Regions from separate parts of the Homo sapiens genome. Here regions 1, 3 and 4 are each linked to region 2. Evidence: chromatin loops called from intact Hi-C (ENCODE). Cell type or tissue: A673. All regions are shown on one strand. Each heading gives the region's core, and the rest is flanking DNA. Links, peaks and the distances in the headings are about the cores only. Region 1 overlaps ARL15 (ARF like GTPase 15). Region 2 has its middle 90 kb from the start of ESM1. Region 3 has its middle 100 kb from the start of LINC02998. Region 4 has its middle 12 kb from the start of HSPB3.

Region 1 (7,780 bases), core at 905-5,904, 650 kb before region 2:
GCTCCGAAATCTGAAATGCTCCAAAATCCAAAATTTTGTGAGCGTCAACATGACACTCAAAGAAAGTGTTCATTGAAGGTTTTGGGATTTCAGATTTTTGAATTGGGGATGCTCAAACGGTTAAAGTATCTGCAAAAATCCAAAAGCCAAAACACTTCTGATCCCACGCATTTCAGATAAAAAGTACTCAATTGGTACTAGTTAGATATGGTACTAAATGAGTTCTGAAATTACTCACATCCCATCAGTAATCTGACAATAAATAAACAGTCATTTTAACAAAGTCTCCAAACTTCTGAATTATTAATGATGCTTAATACTATATAATGATACTTAATCAAAGTCCCAATTCTTAACTATTTTACTAAAAATAAGCCTGCCTATGTTTATACCGTTCTGTCCATAAAGAAAGAAAGAAAAAATAAGCCAGCAGAACAACCAGTACCAGAATTATATTTAGATTACCCTGGTAACCTAGATTACCTAAAAAAACCTAACATCTAAAAAATCCCTAATCCAGATTACCAGAGTAATCTAAATATAATTCACCCAATGGTTGTGGTAGTAAAAATATCACCCTGTATGTCATTATTATTCAGAATCATAAGGAAATAAACCACTCTACATAAGAATATTCTTTCTAAAATGTAATATACTCAGCCTTTTTGTCTTTTATTTCTTTACCTATAGAGATAATTATAGTTACTCATAGGTTCTTTTTTCCAAGACCACATGATTTTTAATGTGCTTCTCAAATAATACTCTCTCAATGAAAGGTAAAATAATAGTGTTTATTATATAATTTGCTACCTTCTTAAGTAGAATACATTCAACATAATTCAACTTTTTGTTATGACTCATGAGAGTAGGTCATCTTAAAAATAACTAATTATATAATTCCGTGTTGAATCCGATTCCTTATATAATAGGCATGTGTAGACAAGATATGTAGCAAGCACCTAAGGTTTAAAAAACATGAGCACATCTTGAAATGGACAAAAAGTCATATTAAATGTTCTCCTTTTTCAAGATTTCAGGATGTTGCAGAAAGAATGCCATAACTTCTGGGGGCTCTGTCATCCACTGAGTTTGAGGACCAACTAGAGCAATAATTTTGAATCTGTATTTCTTTTAAGGCTAATCTTAATATCTAAGTCATAAAGGACTTGACAGAAGTATAAAGGAATAGCCTCACGTATAGCCTGAGACACATACAAAGGCAGAAATCGGGCTGAATGACCTAGTCAAACACTGCACACAGCCTGGGTAAACACCCAATTCACGGTGTCCTTACCTGCCTCGATTAGCAAGATGGCCCAGCAATGCCTCCTGAGGGACCTATGTGCCCCTCTTCTTCTCCTGCATCACTTTTAACCTGTACACGTACACACACGCACACACACACACACACAATTAAGTTATAAGTTACATGTTAAATCCAGATGGTTTGAAGGGCTAAATGGTAAAGTAATAATGATAACAGCAATAATAACAAATATTTAGGGAATATATAGGGAAGTATTTTTACAATCCTGCATAGGGAAAGGCCTTCTATACTTTTCTTCTTCAACAGTGCCTTGATTGGTCCTAGGGGACCACTTACTCCCACTCAGTCCACGTGATTTGGGCCGGGATGAGCAACCTCAAACTCCGAAGATAAGCATGGATGTAGGCCTGGCCAATCATAGTCTCATACACCCTCCTGGTCACAGGGTCTGTTCATGAATAGGACACATAACCTAAGCCAAGACAATCAGAGGAAATGAGACTCTAGAATAAGACTTCTGTTGAAACTACTGGGAACAAATATTTTCTTGGAAGGGTTGCTGAGAGGCCAGAATGCAAACGCAGAGCTCCCGGCAGCCATCTTGCCACCAGGAAGGGAAGCCTCTTCTGAAGATGGAGACAGCATAGAATGAGGCGGACCTGAAAACGGGGTTAGGTAAGCAAGTCAACTGAATGATGTCGCTCGTGCCTCTGAATACAGAACTGCCTAAAGTTGCACTTACCCCTTTTTTTCCTAGGTCAGTTTACAGTTTGGGGCTGCAAACAAAAATTATAACGAACACACCTCCTTAGAGCATTCCAAATGAAATTAAAATTGCAAAATGCACAAAGGAAAAAAAATCTCTTTGCTCATACCTTTTCAATATAGAGAATATAAATCAAGATCTGAATACCAATCCCTAGATGTAGACAATCTTACCAACATAAAAATGTGATTGCCTGTCCCAGTATGAAAAACATCCTCCTGTAAACATTGCTACAACAATTTTTGAATCATTTAATTATTTGAAGATTACATCTCCAAGTATCAACAATAATAGAATATTATTACCTGCTTAGGAATAGACAGATTCAAAAAGATTTTAAAAGGAGGTGGCAGGCCATTAAAAACAACATGACAAATCATTTCTATAAAACTATTATTAGTGTCATGAAACTGTCCTGGTAGTATCTTTTGAGAAAATATGCACCAAAGAATTCCTGAAAATATGCTGCTAAACCTTGATTACAGCCTTCTGTAAATAGATGTAATCTAGGAAAACTCAAAAGCCTGTTATTTGTATAAATATAACATATTCAAGCTGACAAGCTGAAATTATCCGCCCTTTGTATTCTCCTCATAAGCACAGACTGTGTTATAAACAAATCCTTGCTAGTCTAGGCACCAGTTGAAATCCCCCCCTCCAAAATGGAGGCTATTGATAAAAGGCTTTTAATAAGTCGTAGTACAGATAGAAACACATGTATGTGGTGACTGATAGTAAAGTATTAAGTTTTCTTATAATACTAAAAATTCAAATGCTTAGAGTCCAGACAAGACAAAAGCAGGGACCAAGGAAATGGTTATTGATGACCATGTAATGAACCTGAAGGAACGAGTCCCAACCAAAGGGGGCAGCAGTCACTCATGAATACATCTTCCCAATTCTGATTTTTCAAAAGAAGCTAGAAAACAAATTTTGTGTGTAATCTCTTGATATCAAAAACATGTGGCCCATTGGCCTCTAAAGTATTTTGCTTGACACACAATTTCTTAACATTTGTCACAGACATTTAAGATCTAGAGATTTCACACAAAATTTTGCAGTGACTGTTGCCACCTTGTCCAAGATGTAAGGGTGAGAGATTCGGACCAATCTCTAAAGAAGCTCAAAGTTAGGACTGAGCAAGTATGGGCTGGAATTTGAGCAACGATCAAAGAGCAAGTATCCCAGCAGTTATGCACAAATCTCTAATTCTTAGATTTTAGACAAGTCATCTTCCCTCTCTGGGCCTGTTTCCATAAAATGACAAAACTAGATTAAGTAATAATATGAACGTTTCCTTCAGCAATACAATTTTATCATTCTATAAGAAGTCCCTAAAATAGCATCCCTATAAGTGAAAATTCTAGATTTCACCCATAACTAATAATGTACAAAATAGTTTACAAAAGAGAAACACCCACTACCTGTACTATTCATATTAGTAAATGAGTGTGTAAAAATAACTGACAAACTAATGTAATTCACAGACCTGTGTATTAAGTAGCTTCATGAATTTTATGAAGTTTTTCATGTCAAATACCATTAGAGAAACCACGCTCAACCTCAAAAGTCTCACAATCACACAGAAAGGGTCTTTATCTGTAGGAAGTATGGAACAGAACTACTGAACAAAATGAATGTATTTTAATACCACTCCCTAAAACACGGGAAGGAATTCTCTCCTGTATACACCCAAAAGTTTTTCTAAAACGGGAAAAAAAGGTGAAATCACAAAATCAAACACAATAAAGGTCAAGCTAAAGAATCATCTAGACTGGCAGCAATACCATAACTTCCTGTTATAAATATAAAGTAATGGGCTTTCAAATCAGAAATGCAATTTGATAGAAAGGCCATTCTACCAGGCTCTGGAAATTGAGTCCAAGGTGGACACTATCTGCCTCTCTCCAGCACTGTCCCTCCCCATCATTATCACCATTAATGATTTCCCTAATTCCACACATTACGTAAACAAAGAAAAAGGTAGCCATAAAAAAAAAAAACATCAGAAGGTTAATCATCAGCATTTATTAAAAATTAATAGCACTACTGGTGTTTTCAGCATTTTTAAATTTGAAAATTTTAAAATTAAAAGTATAATTTTAATATTAATATCAATATTAATTTTCAATGTGTGCTATTTCTAAAATGAAGAAAATACTCTAATAATGATCCCAAGTAAATTTTCTTTATGTAACCAGAATCAATTCAGCGGGAGAGGAATATTCTTCTGTCTGGGTATAATTATGTTTGGGGCTGCCTGCATTAACTTCAATCTTCCCTCCTGACATCTTTATAAATTTAACTTCATGATAATGTTCTATTCCTTTATCCTACTTCTTTAAAATAATCTCTCAAAGAAATCTTTAAGAATGTTTTATAATAATCACAAGAAATTAGTAATTATGGATTTGTAATTAGTAACCACTGAATCTTAGCAGGAATTACGAAAAAGAAAATCTATGGAATAGTATGTGTCAAACAAATAGTCACACCTTGCTTGCCTTATTCAACTGGGCAGAAATCAGACTTCAGTGAAAACTTTTAAAAACTTCTTTCAGGTTAAATGAGCAGACACTTTTTGAATTAACAGAATTCTAATTTTTAAAATCTCTTAAAAGAGACAATCTGATGTATTAACAAAAGAACAAAACAGAAGCTTGGTGATCTGGACTCAGGTACCAGCTGGTGCTACTGCTGACTGGCTATGATGTAACTTCAGGCAAGTTCAAAAATGCTCCCTGGGTCCTAAGCACTCTTGCTCTGTGAAATCAGGATGGGGACTTCTTTTTTTTTTGAGATGGAGTTTTGCTCTGCTGTCCAGGCTAGAGTGCACTGGCGCGATCTTGGCTCACTGCAACCTCCGCCTCTTGAGTTCACGTGATTCTCCTGCCTCAGCCTCCCAAGTAGCTGGGATTACAGACATCTGCCACCATGCCCAGCTAATTTTTGTATTTATAGTAGAGCCGAGGGTTCACCATGTTGGCCAAGCTGGTCTTGAACTCCTGACCTCAAGTGATCCACCCACCTCGGCCTTCCAAAGTGCTGAGATTACGGGCACGAGCCACTGTGCCTGGCCTAGGATGTGGACTTCTGAAGTCCATCATAATTCTATGGTAAGCCCCTTTCTGATAATATTGTATCCAATTCACAGGGTAATTAAAATAGTTCAAAGAGTTATCAACACTGCACCCTTTTGTCAGTTCTTCATTGTATATCCACCCAGGGGAAGTGTCATTGATAGATTTCTGAGCCTTAATCCCTTAAATCATAACAATATCCCAGAAATATTAGGTGTGTCCTAGAAAGTCTATAAAGATCTTCACTCACTTTTTTTTTTTTTGAAACAAAACTGCCTTCCCTTCTTCCTCCTGTTCTTTTTCTCTGTCAAATTAAAATATTTCCCTTAAGGTAAACTTCACAAATAAGGGTCTACAAACTCCTCTATGCGCCCTTATTCTGGGTTTTCTTTTCACTAACATGAAGCTATTCTCATCTACACGATCCCTCCGACAACTTGCCCACTCCCTACATTTCAGAAGACACTCTCAAAGCTCTTGCTCTGTAGCCCCGACCTATCCCCCAAGCTTCAGACTCTCACAGAAACTATGTGTTGTACAAAGCCACATGGACATCCCATGGATGCCTCAAACTCAACATGTCCAAAACTAACCTCCCCCAAACATGTTCCTCCTCCCAAATTCTCTATCCCACTTCACAGCACCTCATGCCCACCACCATCCCAGGCACCCAGCCAGAGACGGGGAATCTACCTCACCACTCCTTCATCTCCCTGACTCAACACACATGATACACAGACAAGGCTTTTATCTCTTACATGTGTTTTGAAACTGCCCCCTTCTCTCTATTCCTGCGACCATCACCAAGTTCAAGTAACTTTTCTTTTATTCACATGTTTTCATCAAGCTTAGGTTCTCACCACCTCCTGCTTAAGAGGCAAAACCTCTTTTTATATACAAAGCATGCATACACACACACACACACACACACACACACACACACACACACACACACACAGAGTACATAAAACATATACACAGTATCTCTGTGGTATTAAAATGTCATAAGGGAGAGGGTGATTAAGAAAAAAATGTCTAAAAAGCCCAGGATGGTCGGGGAAGCATAATGATGAAAAGGTTGAGAAATGCTACAGTTATTGGATTTATAGCTCCTTATCAGCAAAGACTGTATAAATGTACATGATAAAATCTCTAAGATAAATAATTCAAATTAAAATAATTTGCATTTTTGTTTTCTCCAAAAATTTCTTTTGTATCTTGGATATTATTGAATGTAATTTGCCCTCTGCCAAAGGGATGATGCCACTGGATAGTCATGAAGATGAATAATTTCCTATTAAAAGTAACCTAGAAATTAAGGAGTTAAAGTTTTGTTTTTTTTTTTTAAGGAAATTGTTTTTTAAAACACATTATAAAATATGTGTGAGAAAGTAGCTAGGACTGAATTAAGATTGAATAGTTATTTATGTCTGTTTCCTGTTTAGCCTTTTGACAATGTTCAGCCCCATATTTTATAGTCGGCTTTGGATAAGGCTTCCCAGAATAACCTTGATGTGGGGTCGGCTGGTAGGGAGGACCCCAGAACTACATCCTGCAATTCACACCCTATGAACGCATACTCTGCTAAACTCAACAACTTCAAAACAAAAAACAAATGTCACTGTCCCATTTCCTCTGCAAAGCCCTGTTTTCAAACTCCAAAACACAAAGAATGGGAGGAAAGGAAGAGAAAAAAAAAAAAAAAACCCGAACACGTTTAGAAACAAAGGCACATTGTGAGATAACATTAAGAGTCCTTTCATATTTTTTAAATTCAGCTAAAAATTCCCCTTCAAAATCTGAAAAATGGAACAGGTGAGTCTATGAGAGAAACAAATATCACATTAGCAACGTATTTTTGATGTGTATAGAACATCCTTACTCAATATAACATACTAATTTATGGACAAATGCTTGTCAGGTTGGGCAGTTATAAAAATGAAAACCTCAAATCACAGAAAAAAATAAATAAAATAAAATGAAATAATAAAAACCTAACAACAGCAGAGGAACTTCCATGAATGGGGAGAGCTGGTGAATGTGAAGGAGAAAAAGATGATGGAGCTTTTTTACAGCACGAAGACAAAAATTCCTAGCTTTGGAAGTGGGTCTCTGAAACATGAGGGCATATTTGATTAAAAAAAAATTAAGAACAATAAAGGGAAGAAAGCTGATGGTAAAGACCAGATTCTTAATACACCATCAAAAATGGAGGGCTTCTAGTAACCTGCTATGAACTAAATTGTATCTCCCCCCAAATGTATATGTTGAAGCTCCAACCCCCAGAGTGATGGTTTCTGAAGATGGAGCATTTGGGAAATAACTGGGTTTTGAGAGGTCATGAGGGTTGTCTCACTCAGAATCAAAGTCAAACCAACAAAACTATCTCTTACCATGACCAACAAGACCATCTCTCTTCACCATCCTATCCCACCCCACCTCCAACCTTACCTATCTCCATCTTCTCTTTCTCGGACTCACTCTCCTGCAACCATAGTTGGCCTCCTGGCTGTTCACTTACTAACCAAGGTTGCTCTGATTCAGGGCCTTTGCAATACTGTCTCCTCTGCCTAGAAAGGACTTCCCTCCACTGTCTGCATGGCTTACTCCTATAGCTTCTTCCCTTACAGGGAAATAAATTTCTCTGACTCCCATCCCATACACTCT
Region 2 (7,780 bases), core at 1,744-6,743:
AGAGCAGGAGCCTTTTTGGGTATGTGAGTTGGATTTTAAAGAGTGGGTCAATGGAGATGTTGTACAAGGCCTAGAAAGCAGGAGCACATGAGGGCCTGGTGCTTCCAGCCTGTTCTTTCCTCCTTAGGAGACAGCTTCTGTCCGAGGGCTAACAGGAGAAGGAAGAGTAGCATCTCAGGATATCAGGAGTTTGTGCAATTTCTCAAGCTTGCTCAGTTTCTCCCCATCACATACACACGTGTGTTCTTCCTCACTGGCAACACCCTCATCATGTGGATAGTGCTCCACCCCTTCTTGATCTTCCAAGGGTCGTAGGGATTGTGAGGGGCAATTTCCATACAATGAATTAAACTGGGGACCAACTGAGGATTTGATTCAACATCTCGTTGAGGATTGCCAGCAAATGCAAAGTCCTCACTTGACAGCAACAGAATAAATAGCACACTTGGCCCTAGAGCACAGGCACAGGATGGGTTCTTTCTGATGGAGACTGGGCAGTCTGTGGACTGAGGCTCACAAAGAGGCAGGTTCTCCATCCTTGGCCAGACCCAGCCACCTGGCATCTTTGGTAAATTCCTCAGAGTCAACTCAGGGAAAGCTCATAACCCCCATTCGTTTATTCTCTTCTTTTCCCCCCCAACCATGCCTAGTCATTTTTTCTCCCTAGCCCTGGAAAATAATCTCTTTTGACATGGGGAAGAACCTACTCTCTCCCTCTGCTTTTGGCTGTGTTTTTGTTCTTGGCTCATAGAGGGTTGCAGCCCAGGAGAAAGTTGAAAGAGCCCCTGAGCTATTGTAGCTTTTATGTTACAAAAACCTAAACGCTTATGGGTATGAGATTCATAGGCACAAAGATTACTTGTTTGAATTATAAGTGAAAGGGTGCTCACAAAAGGAAAAACTAAACTAATATGTCAAACTATGATTCCAGCCACTTCTGGTTACAGTATAATATTGTGGGTAAGGCTGGTAGGCCTATCTTTCTGCCAATTTTAGAATTCAGAGCCCAGATCAAAGATTTGGCATTTAGAAACATCCTGAACATTTGCTTTCAGCTTATCCAGGGGCTGGTTCATGAAGCCTAAAGTCACCAGAAGGGTGGTGTATAGTCAGAGAGAGAGAGAAGAAGTACTAGGACAGTGCTGGGTCTCTGAAGTTAAAAGAGTAGAGAGCTTCAAGGACTGACTGTGGTCCCAGAGATAAACCTGGGAAGAGCCCATTGGGTGGTCTCTGATAACACCTTGAAAACTATTTCTGATAATGGGTATCCCAACAGAAAAAGAGGAAGTCAAACTACCCCTGTTTATAGATGACGTGATTCTATATCTAGAACACCCCATAGCCATGGCCCAAAAGCTCCTTCAGCTGATAAACAACTTCAGCAAAGTTTCAGAACACAAAATCAACATACAAAAATCATTCCAGCATTCCTATACACCAACAATAGCCACGCCAAGAGCCAAACTAGGAACGCAATCCCATTCACAATCACCACAAAAAGAATCAAATACCTAGGGATACAGCTAACCAGGGAGGTGAAAGATCTCTACAATGAGAAGTACAAAACACTGCTCAAATAAATCAGAGATGACACAAACAAACAGACAAATATTCCATGGTCATGGATAGGAAAAATCAATATCATTAAAATGGCCATACTGCCCAAAGCAGTTTATAGATTCAATGTTATTCCTATCAAACTACCAACAACATTCTTCACAAAACTAGAAAACACTATTTTAAATTTCATATAGAACCAAAAAAGAGCCTGAATAGCCAAGGCAATTCTAAGCAAAAAGAACAAAGATAGAGCCATCATGCTACCCAACTTCAAACTATGCCTCAGGGCTACAGTAACCAAAACAGCATGGTACTGGCACAAAAACGGACACATAGACCAATGGAACAGAATACAAAGCCCAGAAATAAGGCCGCACACCTACAACCATCTGATCTTCAACAAAGCTGACAAAAACAAGCAATGGAGAACAGACTCCCTATTCAATAAATGGTTCTGGGATAACTGGCTAGCCATATGCAGAAGATTGAAGCTAGGCCCCTTCCTTATACCATATACAAAAATCAACTCAAGATGAATTAAAGACTTAAATGTGAAGCCCAAAACTATGAAAACCCTGGAAGACAACCTAGGCAATACCATCTTGGACCTAGGAATGGCCAAAGATTTTATGACAAAGACACCAAAATGAATCACAACAAAAGCAAAAATTGACAAATAGGATCTAATTAAACTAAAGAGCTTCTGCACAGCAAAAGAAACTATCAACAGAGTAAACAGACAACCTAGAGAATGAGAGAGAAGTGTTTGCAAACTATGCATCTGACAAAGTTCTAATATCCAGCATCTATAAGGAACTTAAACAAATTTACAAGAAAAAAAACAAGCAACCCATTAAAAAGTGGGCAAGACGTGAACAAACACTTTTCAAAAGAAGACATACATGTGGCCAATGAGCATAATAAAAAAAACTCAATATCCCTAATGATTAAAGAAATGCAAATCAAAACCACGAGATACCATCTCATACCAGACAGAATGGCTACTATTAAAAAGTAAAATAATAATAATAATAATAACAGATGCTGGCAAGGTTGAGGAGAAAAGGCAATGCTTTTACACTACTGGTGAAAATACAAATTAGTTCAACCATTGTGGAAAGCAGTGTGGTGATTCCTCAAAGAGCTAAAAACAGAACTATCATTCAACCCAGCAATCCTATAAAACTAGGTATATAACCAAAGGAATGTAAATCATTCTATCATAAAAACACATGCACACATTCACTGAAACACTATTCACAATAGCAATGACGTGGAATCAACCTAAATCCCCACCAGTGGTAGACTGGACAAAGAAAATATGGTAAATATACACCATGGAATATCATGCAGCCATAAAAAATGAGATCATGTTCTTTGCAGAAACATGGAGCTGGAGGCCATTATCCTTAGCAAACTAACGCAAGAACAGAAAACCAAATACTGCATGTTCTCACTTATAAGTGGGAGCTAAATGATGAGAACACATGGGCACATAGAGAGGAATCACAGACACTGGGGCCTACCTGAGGGTGGAGGGTGGGAAGAGGGAGAGGATCAGAGAAAATAACTATTGGGCACTAGGCTTAACACCTGGGTGACAAAATAATCTGTACAGCAAACCCTGCAATACAAGTTTACCTGTGTAACAAACCTGCACATGTACCACTGAACCTAAAATAAAAATTTTAAAAAGAAAGAAAATTTTCTGTAGAGGGTGAGGACAAAATCAGCTGGCAATGGGTTAACAGAGGAGTGGAGAAGTTCTGGAAGCTGATGGTGTGATATAGATTTGAGGAATTTAACTTTTAAAAACCCTTATGTTTTACCTGGTTATCACTTCTTGTTTCACTGCCAGTGACAAATAGCTTGCCATTTTAGGAATGTAAAAATTTTTTATATCATATGTCTTGATGCAATTATGGGGGTTGAACCACTATTGCATTTTGAAACATTTCTTAAATAAAATTAGAAGACTGGGCTAATTGGTCTCTGAGGTCCCTGCCAGCTCTGACATTCCATGATGACTTGAACCTTCGGGCCATCACAAATGAACATTTACAGAGCACTTTCAGCAACACAGAACATGCAAAGATGGCTCTTGTCTGTAGCCACAAAGGGAATTCTTATAAACTCCCTACAACTGGAGAGCCCTCTGCTTCTGATTGTCTCATCTGCTGCTTAGCTTTGCTCAGAATCAAGTCTTCCTCAGTCCACAGGCTGTGAGGGGAAGCCACCCATCGAGCAATGAGGGGGCCCACATGGCCAGCTCTGAGTGGTAAACTGCTCCCCACAAACCCAGCCACAAGGTCTATATGGACTTAGGACCCATCCGGAACCCTTGGTGGTTTAGGCCATTTAATATGTGAACTTCTCAGCCACTGGAAAGCCAGAGAGTGCCTCTACTACCCTTCCCCATGAAGCAGCCCCAGGGGCTCAGACATAATACCAGCAGGCACCAAGCCTCATTAGGGGAAGACATGTTTCTGCTGAACTTGCATTTCTAACACAAAGCTGCCTCTAGTAATCCTAGTGAAAGAAGTACAAGAAGCCACAGGAAACTATTTTCAGCTATCTTAAAACTAGAAAATTGATTTAAAATTGTTGCATTCTGCTTTCTAAAGAATCATTTACAGCTGTCTTGCCTCCTTGTTATACAATTTACACATATGACTCAGTCCTACCTTCGTCCCACAACTGAGTGAGACTTGGAAAGAAATGTATACTAAAGAGACCTCCCTGGCCCCTCCAGATTCAGAGATCTGAGTGTTTTCAAGTCAGAAATAAAGAGAACTGCTTGCTTCTGTCTCTCTCTTTATCTCTCTCTCTCTCTCTCTCTTTCTTTCTTTCATTTTCTTTCTTGACAGGGTCTCACTCTGTCAATCAGGCTGGAGTGCAGTGGTGTGATCATAGCTCACTGTAACCTCGAATTCCTGGGCTCAAATGATTCTCCCACCTCAGCCTGCAGAGTAGCTAGGAACTGCGTGCTTTTCCACAGCCAATTCTCGGTCCACCTGCTTATGATCCTGTGTCTCTGGTGCCATCTGCAGGAAGTAGACACAGCCAAATGTTTATACAGATTGAGTATCCATTATCTGAAATTCTGGGGATCGGAAGTGTTTCAAATTTCAGATTTTTTTTTTATTTTAACATATGTTCATGTACCTAATGAGATATCTTGGGATGTGACCCAAGTCTAAACAGGAAATTCATTTGTATTTTATATATGCCTTATACCCATAGCCCAAAGGTAAGTTTATACAATAACTTTAATGTGTGCATGAAATCAAGTTTTGACTGCATTTTCTACTATTGCCTTTCACATGAGGTAAGGTGTGGAATTTTCCACTTGAGAAATCATGTCGGCCTTCAGAAAGTTTCCAGTTTTGGAGGATTTTAGATTGCAGATTTTCAGATTGGAGATTCTCCACCGGTATTTTTATGTGATATTAACTCAACAACTGGTGGTGATTGACCACAGAGGGGACAACAAACAAGCAGCCTAAGAGAGGCACCAAGAGAACCATGGATGATGAGGAAGTCATGAATGTCCCTTAGAATCACTCAGCAATGCTAAAGGCATCACGAGACGTCAAGTAAGATAAGGATGGAAATTTTCCAGTGTTTTTGACCATTTGGAGGCTACAGCTATAGAGCTAACCTTGATGAAAGTAGATTTATTATCTCAGCAGGAAACAGAAATTATACTGCCCTGATTGGATGGGTGCAAAGAGAAAGAGACATCATGTGCTTCACAGAGTTTGGGTCAGAAGAGTAGGAGAGAAGTTAGCTATGGTGAGGGAACTATTATATCAGGAAAGGGATTCTTAGGATTAGAGCATGCTTTTAGACTGGAAAAATAGAGAAGGAGATATTGGAGATTACCAGAGAGAGGGAGAGAGAGAGATGCCTTGAAGAGGCAGAAGGGAATGGAGTCCAGAGGCAGGTGGAGGTTTACCCTTAACAAGGGAGGAAGGGAGGATGAATTTGGAATATATGACAAGTTTATAGGTCAGAGTACAAGAAACTGAGCTTGGAAGCTTCAATTTTCTCTATGGAATGGCATGCAAAATGTAGATGGGCATAACACAAGCCTGGAAGGTTTGGAATTATCCTTGGTCTGAACTTTCCCTTTCCCCCTGTTATGTACAATTGTTTATGAGTAGGTTGACCATTACTCCTGGTATGTCCAAGACAGTCCTAGTTTATGGCTATTGCTCTGTTATAATTATTCATTCTCAACAATGTCCCAGTTGGAACAATAAATTATATGGTCACTCTATTACGTGTGTGTGTGTGTGTGCGCGCGCGTGCGCGCGCGTGTGCATGCAAGGGCAAGATTTGTGTTTCGTCAGCCTGCACAACTGTGGCATTTTCTCCTGTAATGCAGACCCCACATCAGACCCAGAAGATGCAAATAGTATTGATCCAGGGTTGGGGTTTTTCTAGGCAGGTGAAGTAGCAGGCTAGAGATACTTAAGATTTGAGAGTTCTGGTGATTGGGTAGCATGGGGACAATGGCATCTATCCATGCTTCCTCCTCCACACAGGTAAGAACATCTTAAACACTGTGGTTTGAGGTATCTCTCAGAGGAAAAGCCAGTGCTCTTTGTAGACGATGGTCTACAAAGCCCTGAGTGACCCGCACCCACCTCTGACCTTCTATCACCTCCCTCTCATTTACTGCTCTGTGGAAAATATTCTGAGGTTACAGCCTCAGAATTTACCATAAGGACAGCACTGTGGGAAGGAGGGAAGGAAGTATCTAGGTGTCTAGCAAACAGCACAACCCAGACCCTTAACACATGAAAACTGCAGACTTTCTTTACATACTGATACAACCAAAGACATCCCCTCCTCCATCCCCTCCTCCACCGCCTGAGTATTGCCCTATGCATCAAGAGGGGTGCAGGAATCTTGTAATTCATAGGCGGAGGTTGGGGGATATTGTGGTAGTCAGGGAAGGGGAAATCTAGGGATTACTAGAGGATGCAAATACTATAGTCCTAAATTAGCAAACTTCAAAGGGCCATATGGGAGGAGTGGCAATTACATACTTTTCCTAGTCAAACTTTAGCAATGTATTATTTCACTAGACATTAATTCTTCTTTCTATATAGTAGTTTGTCAAACTTGAAGCTCTGAGGAATAAAAAGATGCCACATATGTCTGGAGTGGAGTATAAAAGAAGAGTCAATCTCATAGTAGACAAACACCCCAAGGACACAGGCTCTTTACACTTGCAGTTTCCTCTGCTTGTGATGCTTATAATACAGACAGCATCCAACTTAGCAAGGTTCAACATTCAATGTCTCTGCTTTGAATGGTGCAAAGGTGATGCACATTCAGTGCACTCCTTAGCTCCCGATGGGGTTGCATCTGGATAAACCCATTGTAAATTGAAAATACCGTAAGTTGAAAACACACTGTTGACTAACAATATTTTCAACTTATGATAGGCTTATGAGGTTCCTGATGGGCTTCTAGGGACATAACCCCATTGTAAAATGAGGAGCATCTGCGTCCTCATGGCTTGTCCCATGCTGCTGTCTCTGCTTAAATGTACTCTAACTGGTGAGGACTCCCATAGTCACCATAGATAACAGCTCCTCCATTCTGCATAAGCTGCTTTTTCTCCACAACATTGATAACCATCTGGTATACATAGATCCTTATTTATAGTTTTCCTTCCCACTCTAATGTAAACTCTATGTGGCAGAGACTTGGTATGGTCACTGAGCAACCCCAATGCCTGCAGCAGTGCTTGGGCCATAATGGGTTTTCAATGACTATCTGTGGAATGAATGAATGAATGAATAAGTGGATACTAAGAGTATTCATGCAATGTCTGTTTTCATGAAATTTTGATAAGCCCTCATGATCAAATTGTGGAGATATTCTAAGAAAATAATTACATCTTGATTCTTTTGAGTAGGTGAATTGCCCCTTTTTTCCCCTCAGAAAAATCTGTTGGGCAGGTAAGCTACACTCAGTAGCTTAAGATGAGTCTCAATCCTGGGACTCAAGTGTTTTAACTCCAAATTCCATCCCATTTCCGTAGCCCAACATGTATCCTTTCCTTTAGCACAGAGAAAGAAGTCTTCTTTTGGAAAGCGTCATTTCCTTTCACTGTCTCCGCTTTCTCACCTCTTTTGGAGTTTAGTCTCTTTTTGACCAACCTCAACCCAGCCTCGTCATCCCTGCACCCGGCATCTTGTTA
Region 3 (7,780 bases), core at 1,663-6,662, 50 kb before region 2:
TACTTAAATTTGACAATTTGAGTAAGTAAAATGAGAGTTATAGGAATGCTAATATTTGCTATCATTAGCCTTACTAAAACATGTCACTTTTTTAAAGAGTCCAGTGCCTGGAAAGTTTCTACATGGCCTGTAGTTTTCAGTCATATGACCATCACATTAACCACTGATTAAAGTGCATTTTAGTTTCACATTGTTTTTCTCTATAACATAGCAGCATGTACAAAAACTAGCTGGCCCTCATTGATTTGTGCCTGGGAGAAGTTCTGAATGCTTTGGCTGGGAAAGGACTTAAGAGCCAAATGCCCATTGCTGGGTGTAGTGACCCAGTAGGCCAGGTCCTGTGGAGAGGAGTCCCCATCTTCTGCACAGAGGTCACCACTGGTCATCTCAGTGAAAGAATTCATCAACACCTTAAAAAGAAGAGAATCACAGATCTTTTGAGGACCAATGTCAATCACATCACATTAGTAAACTGGATAGCAATGACGTCCTGTCTCCTTGGACAAAGATTTAAAATCCAAAGCAATTCACCAGAGTTTTTAAAGCATGAAGTTTCTTCATTTGAAACAGATGTATAATTAAATGTCAGGTGAAATACAAAGCCTGAAGTAGTGTTTAGTTAATTTATGAGGTTTATGAGGTTTCAATAAAGAAATAGGATTCATAATTAATCCAATTTCATTATGTGAAGTGCATGTACATTTGTATAATGTAGAAAAACACCAAAAATTGATGATGACTAAGCACCTTTTGTGTGCATGGCACATGCTGGATACTCTACATGGGGTCTCAGATAATTCAGAACCTATCTCATAGGATTGATTTAAGGATTTCCATTCATTGCTGTAAGACGCAAATTATTTCACTAGCTTTTAAATGGTTGAGGGAAAAAAAACACACACACACTGCATATTTTTCTATCCTATTTGTCCTACCTGTCTTGCAAGAACACAAATATCTTGTTCTTATGGCCTTGCAATGTTTGCTGTGCTGATAGCACACATCTACAATTGTATCTGAGTACTAGTTCCTATTTTCCAATTACATTTAAAATCTATTTACATTGCCTAAACATCTTAATTTAACGATTCATCAAGCATTTATTGAGCATTTACTATCTTCCAGACAATGTTCTGGGTGTTTGCTATACATCCGTAACCAAAAAAAGAGTCCTGTTCTCAGGAGCCTCCATTCCAGCAGGAAGGGACAAAGGGACACAGAGAAGAAACAATGGCATAATAAAGAAATGAATTAAACAATGTGTCAAAAAAAAGTCACAGCACTATGAAAAAAAAGAAAAAATAAAGCAAGATAAGGGGGGCCTCAGGAGTGAGCAAATGTTAAGTATGAGGTTCAGTTTGAGGAAAGACTGGAAGGAGGTGAAGAGGGAGCCAGTGAATATGTAAATATCTAGGGGAGGACCATACAGGCAGAGGAAACAGCCCAAAGGCAGGCCTCATCTGTTGGGAGACTAGGAAATCGGTCAGTTGGAAGGAGCAGAATAAGCAAGATGAAGAGTAAAAGGAGATGAGTTGAAACATAATGAAGGTTGTCATATTGTTCGGGGTCTTGAACGCTACTGTAAAAACTCTGGTTCTTCCTTGAGTGCAATGATGGATCATTGCAGAGTTTTAGGTGAGGAGTGACCTGGTCAGACTCATGTTTTCACAGAATCCTTTGGCTTCTGTATCAGGAATAGACTCTGGGAGGTACAAGGTAGAGGCAGAGAGACCAGTTAGGAGGTGACTACAATAATTCCAGAGAAGGATGACAGAAGAGAGTGGCCCCAGAAGTTGCAGAGGTGGTGGGAAGTGGCCAAATTCTGGGTGTCTGTTGAAGACAAAACCAGCCGAGCTTCTGGCTATTTCAATTTGGCGAGGTGTGAAAGAAGGAAAGGCGGTGAGAATGACTCTATGGTTTGGGCCTCAGAAACGAGGACAGGGTTACCATCAGTTGAGATAAGGAAAGCTGAATGTAGAGTAGATTTGGGGAGTAAGATCAGGAGTTCAGTTTTGAACATGGGTTTAAAATGTTTATATGGACACTGAATCACATTTGATGGAATTTGGCTGTTTTGAGTTTCTCTAATCATGCAGCCACAGGATACTTCACTAACACTAAAGACAAGTAGTTTTGTCACTAACTCAAATTTCACATTTATATCTGTATTTGTATTTATATGTATTTTTCTTACCCACAGAAACACCATGTGCACATACCCATGCATAAGAACTTTATCATCTTCTACGCTTTTTCATAACTTGTTTAAAAATTCAGTCCTAAATGACTTAATAGATGATCTCTCCAGTTAAAGAGAACCATTTCCCTCAGTAGAAAGAGCAGTTTGTGAAATAACTTACTCCAATTAGATGATGGATGGCATCATCTAATAACTAAACAGAACTTGAGACAGGAAACTCAGAAAGTATATAAGATTCCTATGTTTTCATGTCAGGCATAATGGGGCTGGAAGATAATCCATTCTGCTTCCTTCTAATACACCAACTACTGATAACACAGGAAAAAAAACTACTTTGTGAATTATCCTTTAATTTCTTAAAAGTTAACAGATGAGACCATAAAGTAATTATACATAAATAAATACCCACATACTCCACATATATACACATGCGCATGCACACACACACGAACTTACACTGCCAAACCAATGTTTAACTCCTCAAAGTAGTTATGTTGAAAAATAACATGTGCCAATAACAATAGCACTACTTGAAATTCTTTTAAATATTTTCAGGTTGTTCAAGAATGCTTGATTTAGTTTCTGTCCAGTTAAACCACCTGGGTTTGGGTCACTGCTTTGTTGCTTACTAGCTATATAACCTTGGGCACATTTCTTAACCTCTCTCTGCCTTAATTTCCTCATCAGTAAACTAGAAATGATAGAGCTGTTGCACAGACTGAGTGACTTAATATATGAAAAGTGTTTAGAACTGTTTCATCAGGCACATAGTAAGCATTCAATAAATATTAGCTTTATATGACCCATCTTCTTCATCAGATTTGGCTTTGAGGACAGATGTGACTTTTTAGTATTTCCAAAAAGTCACTTAGAGTGTGATTATTGCCATTATTGAGGCTATTCTATAACATGTACTGCAGATTTTGTTTAATCTTCCAGCATTCTTTCATAACTTGGGGTGAATAGTTTATCTGTTTAATAATTGTGTTGTTGATGGACATGCCTATATCTTGCCATTTGAATATGCCTACTGAAGATTTTGCAGCACTAAGCTCTAAGGACATCAGCTTTTAAATAGCTACCAGAAATGCGAATCAATACAACGTTCAAATAATAAGGTTTTGGCCTTCATTTAAACCCACAGAAAGGCTATAATAAAATGCGCAAGTTGGACTGTTTAACAAAATTCCAAGCCCACTCATTCTGGTTTTTCACTTTTTACATTTTTTAATCCATCCACATATCTCATCCTCATTTCTTCTAGAGCTCCAGCTGACTTGGAAATGTGCTGCCATTTCTCTTCTCGTGACTTGTAGAAACAATCATTTTTTCCAAGGCCATACACACCAAGGCTGGACAAAGCATGTTTTCCACTGCAGCTACTCTGCTATGGAACACTGCTTTCCCTCCCTCTCGCCTCTGAAATATACCATCTTCCAAAACAAATGGAAAACCTGCCACTCAAAACAAGATCTAGTAGCCTCAGGTCTCATTTCCACTCAAACCAAATTTAGTTCAATTAACGACCCCATTGCTTCAGGTAAGGCCTGATTTAGTGCCCAGTGCTTGGTAATGGAAACTTCAGGCAGATGAGGAGAAGGAAAACAAAGACCCCCAATTTGAATTCAGATTTTAAAGTGATCCAAAGCCCAAAAAAGAATAGTTCAAAGCATAAATATCAGAAAATAACACAAACCTGGAATAATAATTTTTAAATTGACCTTTAGCTTTAAGAAGAGTTTAGTGGTATTTAGAAACCTAATTGTGATCCCATTTAATCCTAGTTGTAAACTTAATATTTAAAAGCCCAGACCTTTGGAGGCAGAGGTTGCAGTGAGCCGAGATCGTGCCACTGCACTTCAGCCTGGGTGACAGAGCAAGACTTCGTCTCAAAAACAAACAAACAAACAAACAAACAAAAACAACAAAGCCTAGACCTTTGTTGCGTTTCATACGAGGGATGTGAAATGCTCATGAATTCACTCTCCCACTGTTGGTCCCCCGAGAGCTTCAATTGGCATTTCAAACTTTGCTGCCTTAATTCTTCTACTGTGACCAGCTCTCAAAGCTCCTTTTAGTGATGACAAGTATTTCTCAAAAGCAAGCAAATGGTTCTATTTTCAGTATAAAAACAACAAAACAAAATGTATAGTATTACTGAAAGAGGAACTTGAAAAATAGGAAAATGAAGCCCCCTTGTGGACAAAAATATGTTTTATCAGATATGCACAAAATTCACTGATCATATTTGAATACAAAAATACTCAGTAGAATATATTTCAAAGTAAAATGCAAAGGATTCACCCAAGATGGCCTAACTCCAATTCCCAATTCCAGTTTGTTGGGACACAAATGATCTCTTGTACCATTGAATGACCTTGGAGATCAGCTGAAAGAACTGTGGCTTAAGGAAATGTTTTAATTTGTCAGGAGAAAGAAGTGTGTTTTAAATGGTGGGACACAGAGGTTAACATTCTGATTGCTGGCTATGAACTCCCTCCAGAGTCTGAGATGTTATCAGCAACTCTATCCCCCACGCTCCCACCTTCTTCTCCCACTTAGGCTGCAGACAGACTTTCTTGCCACCTCCTCCAGGCCCAGATGACAAGTAGGGAGAGTGAGTCATCATGCAGGATAATCCGAATGTCTTGAGAACATGCTGTTTGAAAAGTCAGAAACAGCACTGAATCTGAAGACTTTATCACATTTGCATTTGCATAACTGCCTTTGCCCCAGACTCTGCCACTAACTTTGTTATTTTGGGCAAATCGCTTAACCTCTTGATCTTTAATTCCACCTTCTTAAAATTGGAATAAGAGCAATACTCTCTTTATCTGCTTCACCAGGTCCTTGAGCTTCTTCGCTAACTATGAAGGAAGAAGTGAGAGAACACTGTGGTGCCAAACTCAAACTCGCATTCTAGCTCTGCCACTTGCTGTCCACCAGCAGCCCTTCTGCTTTGGACCTTGGAGAAGTGTCAAAGCCTCTCTGCATTGCAGATTTCTCATCTTTAAAATAAAAATCATATCCCAGAGAGTTGTTGAAGATTCACTGGGTAAATGTAAAGCGCATAGAACAATGCCAGGCACTGTAAGTACTATGTAAGTAATAACTATCATTAGGACCATGTAATGGACCATGTAAATGGTTGTTATTATTACTGTTTGATATGCTCTGAAATATAGAAATAAGAAACATCATCATCTGAAATAATCTCCTAAGTTTAAAACTTTGCCTGGAAAGAAGTAACTGGTAACCATAGCTTTGGAGAAACTATGTTATTGAAAACTGCATTCTCGTGGCTCTACTATGTTGATAAAATGCATATGCTATATCTATTAGCTTTCACAAAAAAGTAAACACACCTGATGTGTGAAAATTATTTAATAATGTTAAAGGTTATCAATTTATGAGAACACTCTGCAATTGATCAATACACACAGTCTTTCCAGAAAGTTTCTATGCTCATTTGCCATTGTTATTACACATTCTAGTGGATAAAAGAGATACCACACTCCAATAAAAAATGAGGGGCAGATATTAAAAGGATGTTTTAAGGAATCGCCACACTGACTTCCACAATGGTTGAACTAGTTTACAGTCCCACCAACAGTGTAAAAGTGTTCCTATTTCTCCACATCCTCTCCAGCACCTGTTGTTTCCTGACTTTTTAATGATCGCCATTCTAACTGGTGTGAGATGGTATCTCATTGTGGTTTTGATTTGCATTTCTCTGATGGCCAGTGATGGTGAGCATTCCTCAAGGATCTAGAACTAGAAATACCATTTGACCCAGCCATCCCATTACTGGGTATATATCCAAAGGACTATAAATCTTGCTGCTATAAAGACACATGCGCACGTATGTTTATTGCGGCACTATTCACAATAGCAAAGACTTGGAACCAACCCAAATGTCCAACAATGATAGACTGGATTAAGAAAATGTGGCACATATACACCATGGGATACCATGCAGCCATAAAAAATGATGAGTTCATGTCCTTTGTAGGGACATGGATGAAATTGGAAATCATCATTCTCAGTAAACTATCGCAAGAACAAAAAACCAAACACCGCATATTCTCACTCATAGGTGGGAATTGAACAGTGAGAACACATGGACAAAGGAAGGGGAACATCACACTCTGGGGACTGTTGTGGAGTGGGGGTAGGGGGGAGGGATAGCATTGGGAGATATACCTAATGCTAGATGACGAGTTAGTGGGTGCAGCGCACCAGCATGGCACATGTATACATATGTAACTAACCTGCACATTGTGCACATGTACCCTAAAACTTAAAGTATAATAATAATAATAATAATAATAATAATAAAAGGATGTCTTAAATGTCATAAATTGCCTACACAGGCTATCAAAATCAGCAAGGCCAATTCCTGGATGCCTCTTGGCTCTTTTTCATCAAGTCTAAATTATGTTGACATTGTTAATAGCCATTGTGATTAAATCATAAAATTTCAGTGCACAAGACTTCATCATTCTAAAATCCTGACAGCAATTTCATTCACATTATACTGTAGACACAAGGAAAGCAACACTGTGATTATACACCCTAATCTACATCCCTTTTTCTTGGAATATTTAAAATTTCATAATGTGTTATTTTTCTTCCTTCATAACTTTGGGCCACAACAGCAGTATATAAAGTGGATCAGTCAGGTTTGCAGACAGTGTGGCTGGTACTTCCATCCCAACCTCCTTTCCTGCTGAAACGAACAAGGCAGAGGCGCAGGGTCAAGGGCAGTCAGGGTTAACCAGCAGGCAGGGCTGGGACCTTGAGGAGTCACAAGGAGACTTCAAAGCTGAGGGCAACAAACCTGACTCCCCACCTAGAACACAGAGCCCTCTTACGTGTGGTAATGTATCCTGATAAAGCGGGACTTGGGGCTTGTTATAGGCTGTGTCAACTCTAGCACTACTCTATAGTACCAGTTTCTAGTGTCCTGGTGGATAGAAGTTCTAGTAGATGAACTTCTGGGACTTGACTCAATCCCATAAACATTATTATCCCAGATTATCCCAGAAACAGGTGGAGTGATGAAAAAATGTGTGATTCATATCTACAAAAGAATCTAGCTTTGCTAGGTCAGTAGCTTACAATGTTTTTTCATTAATACCAAAACTAAAGAATACATTTTTCAAAGCAACCTAGTATGCATATATATATTCTTATGTGTGTGTGTTTAAAACTCTATATATATGAAGCAAAATTTTCACAAAAAACAATATTTACCCTCATTATACACAACACATTCTGATACTACCCATTCTATTTAATTTTTTAAAAAATTGGTTCTGACTCAATTAATTTCACAGCCCACGCCACAGGTTGCAAGTGGGGGCTCTGGGCAAAGACATCCTGGCCACAAGACCCGCCCGCTCTTCTAACCATATGACTTTGGTCAAGTAACTTAACCTTTCTGTGCCCCAAGTCTGTTGCAGTCTTCATTTTATTTCAAGAGTCATTGAGAGAATTAAACGAGAAATCATTTAATCATTTATGTGATACTTTTAGAACTGAGCCTGAGTCTTAGCAGGGGGTCAATAAGTGCTGGCC
Region 4 (7,780 bases), core at 1,182-6,181, 450 kb before region 2:
TGATCAATAAGCTAAGGTACTCTACGTGCATACATGCTAGCTTTCATTTTCATGTAAAACTATGCAGAATAGTGTCTGGAACCCACTGGATACTCCATACATGGTCTCTTTTGATCTTAAAAGAACACAGCGAGGTGGGCATTCAGTAACTTGTCCAGGTTGAGAGTGGAGTCAGGATTTGAACCCAGGTGACCGTATCTTATGTTCTTGATCATCACGCAAGGCCACCTGTCATTGAGACTTGAACAGCAGATGGGGCCGGGTGTGGTGAATCCTAGCTCTTTGGGAGGCTGAGGAATGAGGATCACTTGAGCGCAGGAGTTTGAGGTTGCAGTGAGCCTCTGTGCTACTGTAGCACGGAGTGACTGTGCTTCTGTACTCCACCCTGGGCAACAGAGCGAGATCGTATCTCAAACAGTGGAATGACAAAGAAAGCAAAAATCAAAAAACAAAAACCCCGAATAGCAGATGGGCTGTGAGCATGGAGCAGATTGCATCAGCTGCATGAGCCTTCATTCTTCCTCCAGAAGGGCCTCCAAAGACAGCTTTTTCAAAGTCTAGGCTATAAAAATACCACCTTGAGTTTCACTTCTTTTCATGTATGAGATCTTAGATCTTAGTTCCTGTTTGCTTTGCAAAGGACATAAAGAGCCTGCCCAAGCATGTTCCTCTAGAATTCCCACCGAAACCAGGAAGATAGCACAGGAAGCTGCCTGTGGACTTAAAGGACCCCAAGAAGACCCTTCAGCCCTAAAATATGTTTCCAATAGCTCATCTTGGTGTCTGAAATGTCTTTATTTGAGGGTTATTACTTCAAGTCATGAGCTTTTTGGGGTTTGAGCACGAGAATAAATTTCTTCATGCTCTTCTGCCAGTATGTATTTGCTCTTTAAAGGCTAACAGAAACCTATTCAGTCCAGCTTTAGAAATAAACAGAACTGTATCCCAGTGATATAAGTGTTACTTCCCAGAGCACAGGGGCAGATAATGGCTTGGGAATTGGCTCTTGGCAATTTTTTGGTTTCTGGGCAATTCCTAGTTCTAAGGCAACTATTCTCCCCGAAGCTGTGGGATGCCCTGTTTCTGCTGCTCGCTACAGAGCCAGGACAGTGAGGCCAACATGAAGGCTGGTGTGGTCTGCCCTGCTTTGGCCTTCCTATGGCAGGAAATAGCCGCCTGAACTCCATGCAGACCTCAGTTAAAGGGCCTAATGCACACCTAATTCATGCCCCAATAAGGGCCTAAAGTCTCAGAATCTCAATTCCAAATCTCCGGTCAAGGGTCCGCCCTGGGTCCACTCACTGGACAGGGGTTGGGGCCGCATGCCAGGGCCATAGTGCTATTGGATCAGGCTTTCAGTCAAGGGGGCATACAAGATGGGTTTTTCAAGAGTGTGGGGAAATGACAAGAATCTCCCTTATAACATCCCAAGGACAAATGCCTTCCCTCCAATTAATTAACTCCTCATATCTGATGGCAGGGTCCTCAGATAAAAATGTGCTTATGGGCCAGGCATAGTGGCTCATTTATATAATCCCAGCACTTTGGGAGGACAAGGAGGGAGGATTACTTGAGCCCAGGAGTTTGAGACCAGTCTGGGCAACATAGTGAGACCTGGTCTCTATAAATAATAAAAAAGAAAATTAGCCGGGCATGGTGGTACACACCTGTGGTCCCAGCTACTTGGAAGGTTGAGGCAGGAGGATCACCTGACCCCAGGAGGTCAAGGCTGCAGTGAGTTGTGATTGTGCCACTGCGCTCCACCCTGGGTAACAGAGTGAGACCCTGTCTCAAAGAAAAAACAAAGTGCTTCTGAATCACCTGCCCCTCTGCCAGTCTTTAGTGCTGGAGAAAAGGCAACCCTGGCTGGTGGTATGAAATGAATGGAAAGGGAGTTGCTGGGGCTGGGGAGTGGGTGCACACAGAATAAAATGATAATGTTTTTGAGAACACTTTGGCAGGCTATGTGTAATTAACATGATACTCAAGTGGATTTTTTCTTTTTTCTTCATTTTTTTTTAACCTGGAAGGGACTTTGTAAATGTAGTTCAGTCCCTTGCCCTATTTTCCAGCTGAGAAGTGGGGTTCATGGAGGTTTTGGTCATCTACCCGGTGTTAGGAGACTCATTAGGACTCCTGTCTCCTACCTTTGCCTTTGATTGCCAGTTCTTCCCTCTACTCTCTGCCCTAGTATCTCCAATTCTACATTTTCTTTATCTTGACGTCCTTATCTGATCTCTCAGTTAAACTATGTTGTGGAAAAATAACTCCTAAAGCCCCAAGAACCACTTCTGAGCAAGCCATAGCAAGTATTTCCTTGGAATTTCCCTCAGGTTAAAAAGCAGACTTGAGTTTCTCAAGCTTAGTAGCTCAGCAACTAAAAAGTAATGTTAATATCACCAAAGGGCTTAAAAGTAAATTGCAGAAAAAGAATAAATATCATTTGATCACAGCTGATAAAGGTAATTCTAGTGTGATAGGGAAGTCTTAGTGCATTCCTTCCCAAGTGCTAGCTTGGTCTGAACCTCATCTGTGTAGAAATTGTGGCTTGTGTAGTTATCCAGTAACATCTAATATTTGCCATGGCTTTGACTAATATTTAAAGAAATGTGGGCAATGCTACATGCTATTCTTTTAAAAATAGCCATAATGGAATTGAAGTGGGTCAGCTTTTTCTCCAAAGAGTTTGCATCCTGTTACATACTATAAATAATAATATCTAACATGTATTGAACATTTACTATGTGCCAGGCTCTACTGTTTTACGTCTCTTTTCTAACACTCAAAGCAACCTAAGAGATACACATATTTTCCTTATTTTACTGGTGAAGAAGAAATGAAGGCTTAGGGAGATCGTGACTTGCCCTAGATCAAGCAGATGGTGAAAGGCAGAGTGAGGATTCAAATTTAGGTCTTTATGTCCCTTAAAAAAGGTTTCTTTCATCATACTAATAAGATGCCTCTTTCAGAATATGCATGTAGAAAGAACCAGCATAATTTGTGCTTTGTAGCTTCCAATCAGAAAGCCTGGGTTCAACGTTTACCCTTCAAAAATTTTCCAAATAGGGAATAAGATTCTAGGCATTAAAGAAATTTTTGTTTCCCCAAGCCTGCCACCTCCCACCCCATATAATACAAGTAATTTAAAAGCTAGTCAGACCAAATAGTGAAATGGACTCAGTATATGGGGATCTTTATTTGGAAAATAAAGTCAAAAGACAAGAAGAATAAGAATTATTTGTTTAGAATCTCAGTTATTATTAAAGAACCAGTCTTTCATCAGTAAAATTCTAGCCTCTCCCACCAGAGGGCAGTTATCACATAAACCAGAAAGCCCCTCTTGGCTTCACTTTCAGACACCACATCACACTACATCTGGAATTAGGTTTACAGCCCAGTACAGATCCTGAGAACATCTCTGCTTCTTTTAAGTCTGAAACTAACATGTCATGCCTTTCTTTTTTGCCTGCAACTTAAAGGAGCTTATGATAGCATAGAAACCATCTCTTCATAAAGGAATGTTAAAATGGACCAAAGACAGATGCTTGTATTGGTTCTATTTTGAGGGGTGGAAACCCTGCACCAAACACTCAGTGACAGAGTAAAAAACATTTTTCTGTGTCTAAAACTTTATATTTTATTCCATTTATGTACCGTCTGTGTTTCAGTAACCTGTATTTCCCCAGAAAAGTAGCTTTATATGCTTTTTCATGAAAATTCTAAAGATTAGCTGAGAAAAAGGATTATAGTTTTTGTTTTGTTTTTGAGACAGGGTCTCACTCTGTCACCCAGGCTGGAGTGCAGTGGTGCAATCTTGGCTCACTGCAACCTTTGACTCGTCGGTCAAGTGATCCTCTCACCTCAGCCCCCCGGGTAGCTGGGACTGCAGATGCATGCCACCACACCTAGTTATTTTTTTTGGTTTATTTTTTTGTAGAGATGGGGTTTCGCCATGTTGCCCAGGCTGGTCTCAAACTCCTAGGCTCAAGCGATCCACCCATCTCGGCCTCCCAAAGTGGGATTGCAGTTTTTGATAGACAACAAATTACTTTTCGAGTGTCCAGACTGCTTATGTTTTGGAGAAACCAACAGAAACATTATATATATTGATCACTGTTGCGGGAAGTCAAGGACCCCGAATGGAGGGACCGGCTGAAGCCATGGCAGAAGAACGTAAATTGTGAAGATTTCATGGACATTTATGAGTTCCCCAAATTAATACTTTTATAACTTTTTACTCCTGTCTTTACTGCAATCTCTGAACATAAATTGTGAAGATTTCATGGACACTTATCATTTCCCCAATCAATACTCTTGTGATTTCCTGTGTCTGTCTTTACTTTAATCTCTTAATCCCATCATCTTTGTAAGCTGAGGATGAATGTCACCTCAGGATCCTGTGATGATTGTGTTAACTGCACAAATTGTTTAAACAATATGAAATCTGGGCACCTTGAAAAAAGAACAGGATAACAGTGATGTTCAGGGGACAAGGGAGATAACCTTAAAGTCTGGCTGCCTGTGGGCCGGGCGGAACAGAGCCATATTTCTCTTCTTTCAAAAGCAAATAGGAGAAATATCACTGAATTCTTTTTCTCAGCAAGGAACATCCCTGAGAAAGAGAATGCATCCCTAAGGGGAGGCCTCTGAAATGGCCACTTTGGGAACGTCTGTTTTTTTTTTTTTTTTTTTTCTTAACGGTTGTAGATAAGGGATGAAATAAGCCCCAGTCTCCCATAGCGCTCCCAGGCTTATTAGGATGAGGAAATTCCTGCCTAATAAAGTTTGATCAGACTGGTTGTCTGCTCTCAAACCCTGTCTCCTGATAAGATGTTGTCAATGACAATGCATGCCCGAAACTTCATTTGCAATTTTAATTTTGCCCCGTCCTGTGATCTTGCCCCACCTCCATTTACCTTGTGATATTTTATTACCTTGTGAAGCGTGTGATCTCTGTGACCCCACCCTATTCATACACTCCCTCCCCTTTTGAAAATCACTAATAAAAACTTGCTGGTTTTGCAGTTTGGGGGGCATCACGGAACCTGCTGACATGTGATGTCTTCCCCAGACACCCAGCTTTAAAATTTCTCTCTTTTGTACTCTTTCCCTTTATTTCTCAGACTGACTGACACTTAGGGAAAATAGAAAAGGACCCATGTTGAATATCGGGGGCTGGTTCCCCCCGATAGATCACTTAGCACAGTGCCTCATAGAGAACATACTTTATGGCCAGAATCAAATTCAATCTTTCCAACATCTCTGGATGGTATGTTCTGTAGTTATACCCATTTTAGAGAAGTTGAAACATTCTCAGGTGAAGTAACACATCGAAGGAGACCCCCTTACTCCATGTTCTTAACCACCACGAAGAAGTGGATCTGTTGGAGATGAGATGGGCCTAGGTATAGAGACTTGGCAGGTTTACAAGGGAGGCGCACTGGTGCTCAGAAGTCAATGTCAGGAAAAGGAGGCTGACGCAGGGTAGGTAACTGTGGAAGCTACCCAGTTGCTCTCACTGGCTGAGACTACAGTCTCCACTACTTAGTCAAAGGGCATGGCTGCTCAAGTGATGTTTACAGACCATTACTCCATGAAGCAGGAGGCATGGATGGCTAGAATCCCTAAGTCCAAAAGTCAGACAGTCTGGCAGGAGCCTTGTGCGATACTTGTATGTGTTAACTTGACTGGGCTAAGGGATGCTTAGATAGCTGGTCAGACATTCTTTTTGGGTATGTGTGTGAGGTGTCTCCAGAGGGATGAGTCTTTGACTGTATAGACTAAAAAAAGAAGATCAACCTCACCAGTGTTGGTGGCAATCAGTCAATCCCTTGAGGGCCTGAATAGAACAAAAAGGAGGAGGAAGGGTGGATTTGTTCTTTCTCTTTATGAGCTGTGACATCCATCTTCTGCCCTCAGACATCAGAGCTCCTGGTTCTTGGGCCTTCAGACTCCTTGGAATGGAAGTTATAGCATCAGTTCCCCTGTCTTAGGCCTTTGGACTTGAACTGAATTTCCTAGCTCTTCAGCTTGCAGATGGCAGATTATGGGATGCCTTGGCCTGCATAATCACCTGAGCCTATTCCAACAATAAATCTCCTTTTATAGATCTCTATATTTGCAGTTTATTTGTTCTGTTTCTCTGGAGAACCCTGACTAACACACATGGCTAGCAGATTGAAGGCACAGAACTAGGATCTATCTCCGTAAAAAGAACAAATGGACTCTAGAGGAAATACCACTGCCCCAACCACCAGTGAAGTCTCAGTTCAGGGCAGGATCCAGGCCTTTAGAGGGACTGTGGAATTTGGCTGGGGGGAAAGCAAACAGAGGAGAAAATCTTGGCCAAATGTTCAGCTTTATGAATTGCACCAACTCCAAGAGTACGAGTGGCTCCGGTCTGGAATCTGGTTGGAGATTTGAGAGCGCAGGCAGATGCTCAGCTGTTGAAGCTATGCCACAGAGTCTGGCAGGCTAGATTCATTTCCAGTCCTGATGAGATTGAGCTGAGGCTGTTGATGATTTGTTTGCTTTGGTTACAATCAACTCAGTAGCAGGAACAGAGCTGAGCCTGAGTATGGGTGCATTGGTGAGCCCAGCAGTCGGGACTCAGGGGAGGCAAAGTGAACACAGTGGGGCTTGCTCCACCTGCTAACTTCTGGTTGCTGACATTCCAGTCCCTGAGCAGTGCCTAATGAACCTGACTCCATCATGACAGTCCCAGAAGGAAAAATCTTATAAATAGTCCCTTCAGAGTTTGTGGCCCTGAAGTTTCATGAGCACATTAGATACCAATTCAATGAGTAGAATCTTCCAAAGCTTTTTTCCTGTATTAGTTCTTGAACACTAACTCTTATCTCTCATGTTTCCTAGCCTAGTGTCTCGCTTAACAATGCGTAAAAGAGATCCACAAGTTTATACCTAAGGTGCCAGGTGGACCTCATACCCAGCAAGTACAGCAAAACTGCTTTCAGCTGAAGCGATATGGGAACTCTACAGGGAGGAGGAATGTTTGGGTCAAGGCTTAAAGTAAAAACACATTTTGAGCATCCTAGCTAATATCTGTGTCAGAGGGTGAGGGTATCTGTATTCATATCCTGTGGCTCTGGTAACAAATAACCATAAACCTGATGGCTTAACCAACAGAAATGGACTTTTTCACAGTTCTGGAGGCCCAGAGTCCAAAAGCAGGGAGCTGACAGGGCTGTGCTTTCTCTGGAGGCTCTGGAGGATAGTCTGTTTCTTGCCTCTTCTAGCTTCTAATGGCTGCTGGGATTCCTGGGCTTGTAATTGCATTGCTTTCATCTTCAAGGCCTGCATCTTCCAATCCTCTCTGCTCTCTCTTCCCATTGCCTTCTCCTCTGTGTTTCTCTGCCTCTCTCTTATAGGGACATTTGTGACGGCATTTGGTGCCTAGCCAGATCATCCAGGATAACCTCCTCATCTCAAGATCTTTATTAATCATGACTGTAAAGTCTTTGCCATATAAGGTAGCAGATTCTAAAGATTTACAGATTCCAAGGATTAAGATGTAGATATCTTTTGGGGGGCATTATCAAGCCTACCACAGCAGCCCTGCTGAAAGAAATAGCATGTAAGGAAGAAAAGACAGAGAAGGAGAAAGAATATTCAGACAGCGACCGCCAGTTAGTTGGAGGGTTGGGATGATACAGAACAATCCTATAAGGTATGGCTTCTTACAAACACCTATTTAGCGGTCTTGGTGGGGTCCTTGAATTCCAGACCAAAGAGTTTGGAGCATAGGATGGAGGAAATCCTA

What was found. A loop is a pair of places that touch in the nucleus more often than their neighbours do. Peaks named below come from ENCODE experiments on the same cell type or tissue, not always from the same donor. Only the 100,000 strongest peaks of a DNase experiment are listed, where the experiment ranks them.
Region 1: a loop joins it to region 2, with 5 times the contacts of the local background. A loop is called at or near these places in 11 of 110 quality-filtered maps.
Region 3: a loop joins it to region 2, with 2.1 times the contacts of the local background. A loop is called at or near these places in 5 of 110 quality-filtered maps.
Region 4: it touches region 2 in a loop (3-fold over the local background); 5 of 110 quality-filtered maps call a loop at or near these places.

Annotation. Positions count from the first base shown.
Region 1 is chr5:54,240,776-54,248,555 of GRCh38, forward strand. The region is part of intron 1 of ARL15 (ARF like GTPase 15); the gene reads right to left. Among named protein-coding and RNA genes, the nearest start is that of ARL15, 66 kb to the right of the region's middle. In A673, for the core only: a CTCF peak has its summit at 2,889; a DNase peak (open chromatin) is centred at 2,906.
Region 2 is chr5:54,891,334-54,899,113 of GRCh38, forward strand. No RefSeq gene overlaps it. Among named protein-coding and RNA genes, the nearest start is that of ESM1, 90 kb to the right of the region's middle. In A673, for the core only: a CTCF peak has its summit at 4,611 (motif pointing left); DNase peaks (open chromatin) are centred at 4,058 and 4,578; H3K27ac peaks cover 1,114 bases.
Region 3 is chr5:54,840,937-54,848,716 of GRCh38, forward strand. It overlaps the pseudogene CSPG4BP. Among named protein-coding and RNA genes, the nearest start is that of LINC02998, 100 kb to the left of the region's middle. In A673, for the core only: CTCF peaks have their summits at 4,434 (motif pointing left) and 4,633; DNase peaks (open chromatin) are centred at 4,395 and 4,795; H3K4me3 peaks cover 905 bases; H3K27ac peaks cover 3,692 bases.
Region 4 is chr5:54,440,145-54,447,924 of GRCh38, forward strand. No RefSeq gene overlaps it. Among named protein-coding and RNA genes, the nearest start is that of HSPB3, 12 kb to the right of the region's middle. RefSeq lists enhancers at 1-340, 617-676. In A673, for the core only: a CTCF peak has its summit at 3,301 (motif pointing right); a DNase peak (open chromatin) is centred at 3,337.